2 separate regions of the Homo sapiens genome follow, and region 1 is linked to region 2. Evidence: read pairs that join two places in POLR2A ChIA-PET (ENCODE). Cell type or tissue: GM12878. All regions are shown on one strand.

The links. Peaks named below come from ENCODE experiments on the same cell type or tissue, not always from the same donor. Only the 100,000 strongest peaks of a DNase experiment are listed, where the experiment ranks them.
Region 1: POLR2A ChIA-PET joins it to region 2 with 7 read pairs; 2 of 35 experiments call an interaction of 5 or more read pairs at or near these places.

Annotation. Positions count from the first base shown.
Region 1 is chr4:38,881,867-38,889,866 of GRCh38, forward strand. All of the region lies in intron 3 of FAM114A1 (family with sequence similarity 114 member A1), which reads left to right. Among named protein-coding and RNA genes, the nearest start is that of MIR574, 18 kb to the left of the region's middle. RefSeq lists an enhancer at 2,848-3,017. In GM12878, no CTCF peak of the experiment used is centred here; a DNase peak (open chromatin) is centred at 7,475; H3K27ac peaks cover 532 bases.
Region 2 is chr4:38,740,164-38,748,163 of GRCh38, forward strand. LOC105374413 (a long non-coding RNA gene) reads left to right here and starts at 3,959. Exons shown (of 6, transcript XR_925231.2): 1 at 3,959-4,104; 2 at 5,178-5,298. In GM12878, no CTCF peak of the experiment used is centred here; no DNase peak of the experiment used is centred here; H3K4me3 peaks cover 411 bases.

The DNA of each region.
Region 1 (8,000 bases), 140 kb after region 2:
GAATCTAAAGTTCATTACAAGGTGGTTGTTTGGATTGAACACAGGCTGCCCCTGAGGAATGGCAGGTTCTGCAGGAAAATAGCCAAGTGCAAAAGCCTATTTGACCCCATGTACATCTACACCTGATAAATTCTCATCAGCCCTTTAAAAAAGTTTCTGACCAGGGCCGGGCGCGGTGGCTCACGCCTGTAATCCCAGCACTTTGGGAGGCCGAGGCGGGTGGATCATGAGGTCAGGAGATCGAGACCATCCTGGCTAACAAGGTGAAACCCCGTCTCTACTAAAAATACAAAAAATTAGCCGGGCGCGGTGGTGGGCGCCTGTAGTCCCAGCTACTCGGGAGGCTGAGGCAGGAGAATGGCGTGAACCCGGGAAGCGGAGCTTGCAGTGAGCCGAGATTGCACCACTGCAGTCCGCAGTCCGGCCTGGGCGACAGAGCGAGACTCCGTCTCAAAAAAAAAAAAAAAAAAAAAAAGTTTCTGACCAGGTGCAGTGGCTCACACCTGTAATCCCAGCACTTTGGGAGGCCGAGGGGACCGGATCACCTGAGGTCAGGAGTTCGAGACCAGCCTGACCAATATGGAGAAACCCCGTCTCTGCTAAAAATACAAAATTAGCTGGGCATGGTAGTGCATGCCTGTAATCCCAGCTACTCGAGAGGCTGAGGCAGGAGAATCACTTGAACCCGGGAGGCGGAGGTTGCGGTGAGCCGAGATTGCACCATTGCACTCCAGCCTGGGCAACAAGAGTGAAACTCCATCTCAAAAAAAAAAGTTTCTGTGAGGAATGCTTGCTTTACTAAAAAAAGAAAACGGGCAGAATAGACTTTGAGGACGTACTTCTAAGGCACATTAGATTTTGTGATAATGCGCATAAATGTGTGTGTGGTGTGTATGTGTATGCATATATATTTGTAAGTACCTGGATCTGGATCCCCTTAAAATCCACATCATTAGGCTCACATTTGCCTCAGGCAGCAAGGCCACCATAACTTGGCAGATGGGGTGTTGCGACTAGCAGGTGGCCAGAGTCAAGGAGGAGGCCACCTTTCTGGCTGGCACCTCTGTTTTTAAGGACCACACCATTTATGCACTCGGATAAACTATCTCTATCTTTAGGGCTTCTTTGCTTTCTTGTCCTTTCTGACATACAGACTCAGAAGCCATTGAATTGAGCCTTCTCCTGTAGGAACCCACTCTACAACCTCCGTGAGAAATGGTCCTCAGCATTGGAGGTTGGACCGGATTCTCTAAGGCCTCTGCCAGCATCATGACACAATGCATTATGCCCAGAAATCTGGGTGGTGTAACTATCTTCAGGATGCCTACAGTCTAGTTGGGGGAAACATTGTTGTATGAGAGCAATGATTACATGTCCTCTAGTACTAGATAGGACAGGCACAAGGGAGGCTTTAGACAGAGCATTTAAATTCGTCTTAAAGAATCAGAGAAGTCTTCAGCCTCAATTCAAAGATGTTTGTCTTGAGTACTGGTTGGGAGTAACATTTGTTCCCAGAGCTCTTATGGGACCTTATTATATACTAGCCAGTCAACCCTTAAAAGACCCAATCTAGATTAAATTTCTCTGAATTCTTAACACCAAGAAAGGTTACCCAGAATTTTTAAAATGTCATCCCTACTGCTCAACACCAACGCATAAGGCCGATTATGGAGAAGGTCAAGAATCCCAATGTTAACACTGTTGAGTACTCTCATGGGAAAACATGGGAGTGTGGACCACCATGGATAGTTCTCTCCCTAAAAAAGGAGAAGCAGAATGTTTAAATGCCATAAAGTTATGGTCAAGAGAGACAAGGAGTAGGGGACACAGGCTGAGACATGACAGCATTTAGCCTCCTAAACCGGATGAGCAGAGTTTTCTCCGGTTCTGTTTGAGTATTTTCCCTTTTTGGCCTGCTCTAAAAGGACAGAGTTCCCTACTGCCTACGTTCCTTATTCTGTGTTCCCTGAACGGTGACACCCAGTTTTGGCTTGGACAACCAGGTGGATGGAGGTGCCATTCTGCCATAGAGAGCAGTGCTTCCCAGATCTGGAGGTGTATTGGAATCATGTGGGGAGCCTGTTAAAAATTCAGATTCCTGGGCTCTACCCTAAGAGATTCTTAGGCACAAGATCATAGTGGAAGCTGAGACTCTATTTTTAATGAATTCCCCCAGGTGACACTCTTACAGTCAGTCTGTGGACTAGAGTTTGGGAACCACTAACACTAGGACACAGCAAGAGCTAGTTGGGGTACGGGGAATAATTGAGAAGATGGTGAGTTCAGTTGGTTTTTGGTTTTTGGTAGAGACGGGGTCTCCCTGTGTTGCCCAGGCAGGTCTGAAACTCCTAGACTCAAGCTCTTCTCTCACCTCAGCCTCCCAAAGTGCTGGGATTATAGGCGCAAGCCACCGCACCGGCCTGAGTTCAGTATTAAATATGCCATGCAACATCCAAGTGAAGATACTTTGTGGACAGTTGGTTAAAATGGTCTGGAGAGATAGGTGATTCAGAGGCTATCAGCACCTATGTGGTTATTTCAGTAATGGAAGTGGGTAAGATGGCTCAGGTGTTAACATATAAATAACAACAGAGGCCAAGCCCTCAGCCCTGGAAGGTTTCTGTCTCTAAGCCAGTTTGGTTGGGCACAGCTCTTAGGGTTTTGTTTTGCTTTTTAAATAGATTATGGTAGCTAGCAAAGAATTTATAGTACAATCTCACCACTACCACATTCTATAAGCGAAATCAAGTTTCAGATCACATTGTACCACACTGACATTTTTAAATGAAACGGTAATTAACAAGAGAGTTGAAAATGGTGTATGAGAACTCTTTCTCATGTAGGCTTGAGAACATCCCATTGTTTAGGTGCTTTGATCACCATCTTGAATGAAAGGTTTACTCAAGGCAACTGTCTGGATTTCAGAGCTAAGGTTTCTTCCCTGATAGCTGGCATCAAGTCACCAGAATTCCCCAGAGTTGAAAGATGGATGGAAGACCATTTACACAGGGCAAAATCCTTTGTAACACCCTATTCATATAAAACTGGGAGGAGCAGAAAATATACTTAACTATTTACACATCTTGAATACTTTTAAAAATTTTTATTTATATTTATTTATTTATTTGAGATAGGGTCTCCCTCTATCGCCAGGCTGGAGTGCAGTGGCATGATCTCGGCTCACTGCAACCTCTGCCTCCCAGATTCAAGTGATTCTCTTGCCTCAGCCTCCAGAGTAGCTGGGACTACCGGCATCTGCCACCATGCCAAGCTAATTTTTGTATTTTAAGTAGAGACCAGGTTTCACCATGTTAGCCAGGCTGGTCTTGAACTCCTGACCTCAGGTGATCCACCCATCACGACCTCCCAAAGTGCTGGAATTACAGACATGAGCCACAAAGCCCGGCCCCGTCCTGTTTTAAAAAAATAGTCTCTCTCTCTCTCTGTTGCCCAGGCTGGAGTGAAGTAGCAAGATCATAGCTCACTGCAGTCTTGAACTCTTGCATTCAAGTGATCCTCTTGCTTCACCTTACCAAATAGATAGGACTACATGTGCATGCCACCACGCCTGGCTAATTTTTTAATTTTTCTGTAGAGACCAGATCTTGCCATGTTGCCCAGGCTGGTCTTGAACTCCTGGCCTCAAGTGATCCTCCTGCCTCGGCCTCCCAAAGTGCTGAGATTATAGGAGTGTGCCACCGAAGCCAGCTCCTTGAATACCTTTATTTTTACCATCTAGAACCCCTTTCAGATATTGAGAATGCTAGTAAATAGTCCACCATGTGTACCAATTAAAACCCATTTTTGCAGTTAGGTGTGGTAATTGGTAAAGCATCAGATGTTACCAGATACAGATAATAGAACCTCTATAAATAGCTGCCTCCAGAGTATGGCTTTCCTGATTAGAATGCTGGCTGACCACCCTGGACTGTGCATATTTTATTGGAATGCTGACAGCACTTGGATTGTAGGTTAATTTGAGAAGCACCCATAATGTCACAATATGCATGTAGAAGCATTCTAATGTAAATAACTGAAATCATACTAAAAGATGGTAAAAAGGAAAAAAAGTGAGAGTCAGAAGATAGGCCATCAGAATAGAACACTCTAAGGCAGATGTAAAAGTGGGTGAGCTTTGGATGCTACCGAGAGGTCAAGTAAGTAATAAAAAGACTAAAATGAGTCCGTGGCTTTGACAACAGGAAGCCACTTGACCTTGATGAGAACGATTTCATGAAGTAGTGGCACAGGAGTCTTGCTGTGGAGGGAGGATGGACAAGGGAGGTGAATACAGAAGATAAGCACCTTTTTTTTTTTTTTTTTGAGACAGAGTCTCACTCTGCCTCCCAGGCTGGAGTGCAGTGGCACGATCTCAGCTCACTGCAACCTCCGCCTCCTGGGTTTAAGCGATTCTCCTGCCTCAGCCTCCCGAGTAGCCGGGATTACAGCATGCGCCACCACACCCGGCTAATTTTTGTATTTTTAGTAGAGACGGGGTTTCACCTTTTTGGCCAGGCTGGTCTCAAACTCCTGACCTCAGGTGATTTGCCCACCTTGGCCTCCCAAAGTGCTGGGTTTACAGGTGTGAGCTATGGTGCCCGGCCACTATAAGCACCTTTTTTAAGAGACAAAGAAGAAAGATGTGGAGCAGACACCAGATAAGTTTGAAAGACACATTTTGTTCATGTCGTGATTTTCATTTGTTGGCTTTAAGATAGAGGAATCATGTGCATGATTAAATGTAACCTATATAGAAAGCATGTATAGAAATGTAGCCTGGGCCGGGCACAGTGGCTCACACCTGTAATTCCAGCACTTTGGGAGGCCGAGGCGGGCAGATCACCTGAGGTCAGGAGTTCAAGACCAGCCTGGCCAACAAGGTGAAACCCTGTCTCCACTAAAAATACAAAAATTAGCCGGGCATGGTGGTGGGTGCCTGTAATCCCAGCTACTCAGAAGGCTGAGGCAGGAGAATCGCTTGAGCCCAGGAGGTGGAGGCTGCAGTGAACCAAAATCACACCACTGCACTCCAGCCTGGGAGACAGAGCGAGACTCCGTCTCAAAAAAAAAAAAAAAAAAGGAATGTAGCCTGTACAGGGAAGCAGCTTGCATAGAAAAAGGCCGAAAAGCTAGGAGAGAGTAAAACCAACCTAACCAGATCGGGAGATGTGTAGGTGGAGGTGCTATGGTACCTAAGAGGAAGGTGCATTTCCATAATAATGAGAGGGAGGAAGTAATTGTGAATCGCAGGGTAGTGTACTTAATTTGTGTTTAGATGGGTTTTTGGTGTAGGCCTGTGTATATTTTGTGCATAAAAAGAACTACTCAAATGTTTAATTGGGTTTAAACAATTCGTGTTCCATCTATGAAGATGACAAACTGAAAAACCCAATCCTTAGGCTTCACGTGAATCTCACAAATCTCACTGTTTAGAAGTCCAGCAAAATCAAACAGTCACTTTCAAGGTACTTTTGGTTAATGTTTGATTTGGTCCTTTTTACCAAGTTACACACGTTTAAATACTTTAAACTGCATTTATAATATATTCTACTTCCTTTTAAAGTACCTGAATTATCTACTTATACAAAACCTTGCTAAGTACTTAATAATTGTTATAAAGCTACTAAAATAAATTTACAGAGTTGACTTAAAGACTCTTAATAATGTGCGGAAACTTGGGATGATTTCAGCTTAAAATCAGAAGTCTAATAATTCAATTATTCATTTTTGATTGATTTTCAAAAACTGTCACTCTAATAGGTCAGATTCCTTCAACATTAGTAGTACAGAAAAGAACAAATATGCCCAAAAATATGAATAGCGTATCTTCCATGCTTTCAACCTTTCTATGTTTAATTTTTAAATCTTCCCAAAGTTGAATGATGCATACTTACCAAGGAAGAAAATTAGCTGGAAATAACTGAGGCCATTTTCAATCAGATATTTTGACAAGAGTTTCAGACTCCAGAGCAATTTTCATCCTCCCAGCTGTCATACTGACCCCCTTTTTAGCGTAGCTATGTCATGAGTTACAAAAATTAAAAAGTGTTGATCACCCTATGAGTTACAAAACTCACAGGTTTCATTGCCCACATCCCTGGATACAAGTTATACGCAGCACCTGATTCTTGATCTGCTCAAGGAAATAGAAGAACCAAGTTGCTCCTTCAGCTTTAAGATAAGTACATATGTTTTCCATCTAAATGATAAAGGCCTTTGAATTTGATGGAGTTCTGGGATTTTACTTTTTTCTATCTAATAATACCTTTAAACTTGATAGCTTAAAATAAATGCATTTTCTATTTAATGATAAAGACCTTTAAATGGGATACTAGATATGAAAATGTCTTTCCTATTTAAAGAACGTTGAACTTGGGCCAGGTGCAGTCACCCGTAATCCTAGCACTTCGAGAGACCAAGATAGAAGGATCACTTGAGGCCATGAGATCAAGACCAGCCTGGGCAACATAGTGAGATCCTGTCTCTACAAAAAATAATTTTTAAAAATTACCTAAGTGTGGTGGTGCATGCCTGTAATCTCAGCTACTTGGGAGGCTGAGGCAGGAAGATCACTTAAGCCCAGGAGTTGGAGGATGTAGTGAGCTATTATCATACCACACACTCCAGCTTGGGCAACAGAGCGAGACTCTGTCTCCTAAAAAGAAAAAAGAACTGTGAACTTGATGGAATCCTACATTCTTTCTTAGTACCACACAAAGGTTTAGATGTTTAAATGATTTCCAGTTGAGTTTTGAATATCCCTTTTGATTAAGCCAAATCTAATTTGCTGTTATAAGAGTTATGGGGAGCAGGCAGGAAGCTGAGAGAGTTCTCATCTGATGGCTTTTTTTCCTCTATGTATTAGGATGTGAAGTTGTCTATGGAAGGAGGTGGGAGTTATGGGGGAAGGGTGAGAAAAACGTCTTTAAATCCCTCTATTGGTAATAGGCAATCTGAGCAGCTCCATGCTGCCTGTTGTAGCATCTCCTAATTGTGTGACATTAAGTCCATTTAAAGTGGAGACCATATTCATGATGAGATATATTTATAATTCATGCTTAACATTTTTTATATTAAATATGTGTATTTAATCATTTGAATATTTACCATTTGATAACATATTTATAGCTGATCAAGAAGTCACAGCTCAATGTCAAAGGACTTTATTAATAAAGCAATTGAAGTAGTCACTTATTATACAGCAAAAAGTTCTAGACTCATTTAACATTTATTTCCATTTGCTAGTCAATTACCAGCTGTCAGAACATAATAAATATTATAAATTTGAGTCAGAAGCTGTCACCTCTAATTGTATTAACTCTTCCTAATCATAGGTAGTGATTTGTCCTGTGAAAGAATGATATTAATCACTGATTTCCATCTGTCTTCATAATGGTGTAAAATTGCTACTGGATTCCATTGCTGAAGTGAAGTAAATCAATGTAGACACCAAAAATGAAAGCAGGCAGTGATGAGTCATGAATATTTCCATTCATGTTAACAAGCTTCTCATTGTTTCCAGACAGAAAGAAAAAAAAAATGACAGCTAACTTTCAAAGCTTTTTGCTTCTTAGTCTTAAAAGCATAGTTTCTTCTTATTATTTCTAGCTCACACTTTTGGAGTACTTCTTATATGCCAGGCACTATGCTCGCAACATTATATGAATTATTTCTTTTGATCTTCACGAACCGGTGAGGTTATTGGTTCCTATACTTATGGCTCTTATGCCACTATTGTTTGCATTTTATAATGAGGAAATGAAGGCTTAAAACAATTTGAGTAACTTGTTGTCCAAAACAGTAGAGCCTGGAGTCAAACCCAAGCAATTTAACTTCCATAACTCAGTCTCAACCAGTACTCTACACTGATGGGTGGCATTTGAATCAGTTAGGAATGCTTTTGAGTCAAAGTAACTAAAATCCAACATATAGTAGTTCACAAAATAGTGATTTTTTTTCTCTCACTTAATACAAAGAATGGAGATAGGCAGCTACTTATG
Region 2 (8,000 bases):
ACCCAGGTGGTCATGGGGCAATCGATCCAGGAAGTCTGTGCCCAAGCAGCAGCTGCTATACATGCTTCAGTTATTTGTATCTTGACCAACAGCTACTGTGTTGCCAATCAGCATAGGGAATGTCAGGCACAGGTTTTTATTTCTGATCCTAATGACTTGTCAAATAGCATGATGGATTTTAGAAATAGGCTCTAATTTGGGCGTTAAAGGTGTTTAAAATATGTGGCTTGGCTAAAGTATTTTACAGATACTCGCACAATTCCACAAATAGAATATAATGACCTTTGACCCCTGTAGTCTTCACTGTTGAGCTATAGCTCTGGGCTAAAGCCCTAACTGGTTCCATGTAAAGCCATGACTCAGAGGATCACAGCTCACTCTCCATCCAATGCCAGCTGTCAAGGTAACAGAATCCTGTCTCTAAAGGTTCAGCATGTCTGCTTTGGATGACCTTGTCATGCAATGTGGTAGATGAAGCACCTAAAGTGACAGAGAGTTGGGGCTTCTTTTAGCCTTAAAGAACCAGCTGCAGAAATGGCTCTGGACTTGCTTGCTAATAAATGTTTGCTAAATAAACAAGCAACTACATAAATAAATGTAGCAGAATTATAACCTGGAAGCATAATTGTGAGGAAGGGAGTCGTTTCAAATCTATTCTGAGATTATAGAAGGAACCAAGAGCTGTGTCTGACCAAAGTGACTCAGGTGAGTTTTCAACATGGATATTGAACCCAGAACTGTTTGTCTGTCTCCAGAAGCAGACCTTGCTCTTTAGAGAAACACCTATGCTGGAAAAAAAAAAAAGCATCATGGTTTCAACTACAGGGTCTCACTCTGTTGTGCAGGCTGGAGTGCAGTGGTGCAATCACAGCTCACTGCAGCCTTGACCTCCAGGGCTCAAGCAATCCTCCCATCTCAGCATCTAAGGTGAGATGTTTCCTTTTCCGTTTCCAGCATTGGTGATGTAAGCCTTCTCTGTTTTGTTCATGATCATCCTCATGAAGGCTTTACTTTTCACTTTGCTGAATTGTACAGTGTCATCTAGTTCATTTGGCTTTTTAAAAGAAATCTTTGTTATGTCCTTCCTTCTATTATACTTTCTTTAAGTAAAATTTTCTGTTTGTCTTCTAATTCCTTCAGGCTTATTGATTTTTAGCTTTCCTTTTTTTTATTCTAAATACTTGACACAAATAGAACACTTATGGGAATATACAATCCTATAACAACAACCAAATTTTGCATCCCAAGAAAAATGTAAAGTTAAGACTGTGTCCAGCTAGATTTATTTATTTATCTTAGAAACAGGTTCTTGCTATGCTGTCCAGGCTGAAGTGCAGTAGATATTCACAGCAGTGATCAAGCACATGGCAGCCTTGAATTCCTGGGCTCAAGCAACCCTCCTGCCTCAGCCTTCTAAGTAGCTGGACTACAGGCGTGCGCTCTGTCACCTGGATCTAATTAGAATTAAATTAATGCAGCTCAGTTTATATTTCATCATTACATTATTTGAATTCCATCACTAAAAAGACCCATTAAATTTGGTAAATTAAAAACATCAGGCTGGGCACAGTGGCTCACACCTGTAATCCCAGCAATTTGGGAGGCTGAGGTGGGCAGATCACTTGAGGTCAGGAGTTCAAGACCAGACTGGACAACACAGTGAAACCCTATCTCCACTAAAAATACAAAAATTATCCAGGCATGGTGGTGCATGCCTGTAATCCCAGCTACTGAGGAGCCTGAAGCACAAGAATTGCTTGAACCCGTAGGTGGAGGCTGCAGTGAGCCAAGATGGCACCACTGCACTCCAGCCTGGGTAACAGAGCAAGACTCCGAATGAAAAATAAAATAATAATACTAAATCAAAATAAATAAAAGAATAAAAACATCATTTACAGTTTTGCCCCCAGCTTCACCAGTCCCACCAAAATAACGGAGAGTGGCTTAAAAAAAAAGATATTAACTAACAAGGACAAAGAGAAAAAGAAAGTAGAAAGGAAAAAGAAATATTTTGGAAGCTGGAGAGCATACGGAACAAGTGATTACCAGCTTAGCTGACCAAAGGAAGCTAGAACCAATTGGGGGCAGCCTGAAGCGGGATGATTTGAGACACAGAACCTCAGAAAGTTGTGGCTCAGGAGTTGGTGGCCCAGGGTGCAATTGAGGCTGAGAACAGAAGACTGGTTACAAGCCTGTACAAACAGAGATGCACAGATGCCTCCAGATCTGCCAACCGCTATCTCCCATCTCAGAAGTCCAGAATTGACCCTCCAAAGAGGGTTAGCCAGAGAGACTCCAGCCTCAGTGACATCACGGCAGGGCACCATATAGAAAACTGGGGATCAGCTGGAGTTCTACACCCTGTGGGGCTCATCCCTTTCCCTCCACTCCAGTCTCAGAATGATGGCAGTCAGGTTTATAATTCTCAAATCAAAAAGATTTGAGGAAACTGTCTAGATTAAGAGAAAAGACCAAAAGAAACTACAAAATGGGACTTTCCCAATGAAACAGCCCAGCAAGATCACTGTACAGAAAAGTTCATCCATTGGCGAGCTCCCTCCAGCTCTCAACACCACCATGTATGTGCATGCACACACATACACACATATGCACACACATATACACATGCATGTACACACACACTACACAACTTACAATCAGCTTTTTAGTGCTTCACTTTTAAATATGAGAAAAGAGTCAAGGAAGACCAAACATCTGAGAAATTTTCTAATAGAAAAACTGAGATAAAAACAAATAAGATTTTTATAAGAGCTCAGTAGAAGCAGAAATAATTTTTAAAAAGCAGAAGAAAATTTCAAAAAGCTATAATTGATGTGTCCAGAGGAAAAAAATGAAGGAAATTAGAAAGTTACATGAAGTAGAAATGTCAGAAGATAAAGTTTGGGAAAGTAAAAAAAAATTTCAGAGATGGAAAATACACACACACACACACACACACACACAAAACCCATAAGAAATAACACCAATTTTACACAAACTCTTTCAGAGTTTGAGAAGGTAAAAAAATATTTCGGAGATGGAAAATATAGGAAAAAATTAAAGACCTGATGAAGAACTATAATATTCAAATAAAATGGGAGTTCCAGAAAGAGAGAACAGAGAAAATAGAAGGGTTGCAACTATTCAAAAAATAATTCAAGAAAATTCTTCAGGCCAGGCATGGTGGCTCATGCCTGTAATCCCACACTTTGGGAGGCCAAGGCGGGTAGATCACCTGAAGTCAGGAGTTTGAGACCAGCCTTGCCAACATGGTGAAACCCCGCCTCTACTAAAAATGCAAAAATCAGCTGGGCATGATGTGGCATGCCTATAATTCTAGCTACTCAGAAGGCCGAGACAGGAGAATCACTTGAACCCAAGAGGCGGAGGTTGCAGTGAGCTGAGATCGCACCACTGCACTCCAGCCTGGGTGACAGAGCAAGGCTCTGTGTCCAAAAAAAAAAAAAGGAAATTCTTCAGAGCTGAAGGACATGAGTTTTCATATTGAGAGGCATCACAGGGTCTCCTACATAAGGGGTTTAGAAAGTCCCATACCAAGACACATCATTATAAAACGCTGGAATTCCAAGGACAAAAAGAAGATTCTAAATACATTCAGAAAGGAAATAGTATGCCTCATTAAACAGGTAAAATATCAGACTTCCCAATAGCTGCACTGGAAGCTAGGAGAGCAACATCTTTAAATTTCTAAGGAAAAAATATCTTCAATTTAGAATTCTAAACCTAGTCCAATATCAATCATGTATGAGGTTGAAAGAATTGTATAGATATTCATGATCTGGAAGCTGCAGGAGGATGTGTTCACCCAAAATGAAAGTGTAAAATGAGAAACAGGATGTCATGGGACCAAAAAAAAAAAAGAGGATCCAATACAGAGGAGAACTGAAAGGAATTTTGAGGTTAAGAAAAGGAAATCCCAGGGTGACAGCTGGGTGGCAGATTTTGAGAGCAGCCAGTCCAGACTGCAGCAAGGGGAGAGAGAGCTCCAGGAAGGATATCTTCCAAAAAAGGGTTTACGCTGGCAGAACATATGGAGAGGAGATTTCCATTTCTGAAGCAGGGTTTGGGATGATTTCAGTAGAGGTAAGGAGTCTCCTCCTATCCGTGGGGATATGTTCCAAGACCCCCAGTGGATGCCTGAAGCCACAGATAGTCTGAACCCTACATATACTATGTTTCTTCCTATATGTACAGACCTGTGATAAAATTTAATTAGGCACAGTACTCTTGGGGCCATTATTAAGTAAAATAAGCGTTACTTGAACACAAGCACAGCGATAACTGCAACAGTTGATCTGATAACCAAGATGGCTACTAAGCAACCAATGGGCAGGGAGCACAGACCTTGTGGATAATTCTTTTTTTTTTTTTTTTTTTTTTTGAGACAGAGTCTTGCTCTGTCGCCCAGGTTGGAGTGCAGTGGCGTGATCTTGACTCACTGCAACCTCTGCCTCCTAGGTTCGAGCTATTCTCCTGTCTCAGCCTCCTGGGACTATAGGGATGCGCCACCACGCCTGGCTAATTTTTGTATTTTTAGTTGAAACGGGGTTTCACCAAGTTGATCAGGCTGGTCTCGAACTCCTGACCTCAAGGGATCCACCCGCCTCAGCTTCCCAAAGTGTTGGGATCTCAAGGGTGCGTGAGCCACCACGCCCGGCCTAAACTTTTTATTTCTTAAATTTTCCACTTAATATTTTTGGGGTTGAATATGTAGTAACTGAAGCCACAGAAAGTGAAACCATGGATAAGGGGGATTGTCGTACATAGAAAACTAAGCAAAAAAGAAAAAAATGAGATGATAACCTCCAGTGAAAACAAATAATTGAAAAAGAAAGAAAATATAATAATGTTTTATGTGGCTCAGCTATAGATATTTTTAAAATCATAGTTATGTAAACACTAAATATTAATCTTAATTTATGATAGAGATATATTGTCAGATGACAGGAGGAGGTGTTCAGGGAAAGATGTGTAAATGGTGTAACAAAACTGAATCATAATTATTTTATAATAAAAAGACAAGAGATAATAACAAAAACTGAAAAGTCAATATAACAACAGTAGTGCCAGGCACTGTTAAAAGTGCTTATTTTTAATGCATTAATTCCTTTTGTTTTATTTATTTATTTATTTATTTATTTATTTATTTATTTGAGGCACAGTCTCGCTCTGTCACCCAGGCTGGAGTGAAGTGGTCCAATCTCAGCTCGCTGCAACTTCTGCCTCCCAGGTTCAAGCAATTCTCTGCCTCAGCCTCCTGAGTAGCTGAGATTACAGGTATGCACCACCATGCCCAGTTAATTTTTGTATTTTTAGTAGAGACAGGGATTCACCATGTTGGCCAGGCTGGTCTCAAACTCCTGACCTCAGGTGATCCACCCGCCTCGGCCTCCCAAAGTGCTGGGATTACAGGCATGAGCCACCGCACCCAGACTGAATTAATTCCTTTTAATGCTCACACTAACCTTATGAAGTTTAAAAACCCATTTAATGGATGAGAATATGAAAAATAGTGATATAAGCATATAATTTAGAAATATGGGGGCAAACTCCAGAAGCAACAGCTATAAGAAACAAAAGTAATTGCCTCCATGGAGAGGAAATTGGATGGAAAAGGGCATGTAGAGGTCTGCTGGTTTTCAATAGAAACCTTGGTTAGGCGCAGAGGCTTTCATCTGCAATCCCAGCACTTTGGGAGGCTGAAGTGAATGGAATGCTTGAGCCTAAGAGCTCAAGAGTAGCCTGGGCAATATAATGACCTCATCTCTACAAAAAATACAAAAATTAGCCAGCATGGCGGTGTATACCTATAGTCCTAGCTACTTGGGAGACTGAAGTGGGAGGATCACTTGAGCCTGGGCAATACAGGCTGCAGTGAACCATGATCATACCACTGCACTCCAGCCTGAGTTACGCAGTGAGACTGTCTAAAAAAAAAAAAAAAGACGAAACCTTATGAAACCATTTTTTTGTTTTGTTTTGTTTTGTTTTGAGACAAAGTCTCACTCTGCTGCCCAGGCCAGAGTGCAGTGGCATGTCTCGGCTCACTGCAACCCTGCCTATCAGGTTCAAGCCGTTCTCTTGCCTCAGCTTCCCAAGTAGCTGGGACTACAGGCGCACGCCACCACATCTGGCTAATTTTTGTACTTTTAGTAGAGACAGGGTTTCACTATGTTGTCCAGGCTAGTCTCAAACTCCTGACTCAGATGATCCACCTGCCTTGGCCTCCCAAAGTGCTGGGATTACAGGCTGAGCCACTATGCTTGGCCTGAAACCATTTGACTTGTTAAACTTTGTACATATAAAACTTTGATAAAACTAAAGAATCAATTAAAAGACATCAATTCAATAATTTATTAATCAATCAGTGATAATGGTTTGGCTCTTTGGCCCCACCCAAATCTCATGTTGAATTGTAATCCCTAGTGTTGGAGGTGGGGCCTGGTAGGAGGTGACTGGATTATGGGGGAATTGGTCTCTAATGGCTTAGCACCATCTCCCTAGTGGTTTCTCACGATGGAGTTCTCTCAAGATCTGGTTGTCTAAAAGTGTGTGGCACCTTCCCCTTCTCTCTCTCTCTTTCTCTCTCCTGCCACCATGTGAAGATGTGCTTGCTTCACCTTAGCCCTTCTGCCATGATTGTAAGCTTCCTAAGCCTCCCCAGCAATGCCTCCTCTACAGCCTGTGGAACTGTGAGTCAATTAAACCTCTTCTTTTCATAAATTACCCAGTCTCAGGTAGTTCTTTATAGCAGTGTGAGAACAGACTAATACAGAAAATTGGTTTCAGATAAATGGGGCATTCCCATAAAGATAACTGAAAATGTAGAAGTGACTTTGGAACTGGGTAATGGGCAGAGACTGGAAGAGTTTCGAGGGCTTTGGAAAAAGTCAGGAAGATGAGGGAAAGTTTGAAACTTCCTAGAGACTTGTTGAATGGTTTTGACCAAAATGCTGATAGTGATATGGACAGAGATGGCCAGGTTCATGAGGTCTCACTTAGAGATGAGGAACTTACTGAGAACTGCAGTAAATGTCATTCTGCTATGCTTTAGCAAAAAGACTGGTGGCATTGTGCCCCTGCTCTAGGGAATCTGTTGAATTTTGAACTTGAGAAAGAGGATTTAGGGTATCTGGCAGAAGAAATTCCTAAGCAGCAGCAGAGCATAAAACTTTGGAAAATTTGCAGCCTGGCCATATAGTAAAAAAGAAAAACCCATTTTCTGAGGAGGAATTCAAACCTGCTGCAGTAAAGATAAGCCAAATGTTAATAGCCAAGACAATATAAAAATGCCTCCAAGGTATTTTAGAGACAGAGGGCTGGAGGACTAAGAGGGAAAAATGGTTTCGTGGGCCAGGCCTAGGGCCCCCCACTCTGTTCTGTGCAGCCCCAGGACATGGCACCCTGCATCACAGCTGCTCCAGCTCCACCCTTGGCATAAAGGGCCTCAGATATGCTTCAGGCCTCTGCTTCAGAGGGTGAAAGCCATAAGAAGCTTTGGCACCTTCCACATGATGTTAAGCCTGTGGGTGTGCAGAGTGCAACAGTTGAGGCTTGGGAACCTCCACCTAGATTTCAGAGGATGTATGAAAATGCCTGGATTTCCAGGCAGAAGTCTTCTGCAGGGGTGGAGCCCTCATGGGGAATCTCCACTAGGGCAATGTGGAGGGAAAATGTGGAATTGGAGCCCCCACACAGAGTCTCCACTGGAGCACTGCCTTGTGGAGCTGTGAGAAGAGGGCCACCATCCTTCAGACTCCAGAATGGTAAATCCACCAACAGCTTGCACTGTGTGCCCAGAAAAACTTCAGGCACTCAATGCCAACCCATGAAAGCAGCCACAGGGGCAGTACCCTTCAGAGCCACAGAGGCAGAGCTGCCCAAGGCCTTGAGAGCCTACCTCTTGCATCAGCATGCCCTGGATGCGAGACATGGAATCAAAGGTAACTATTTTGGGGCTTTAAGATTTAATGACTGTC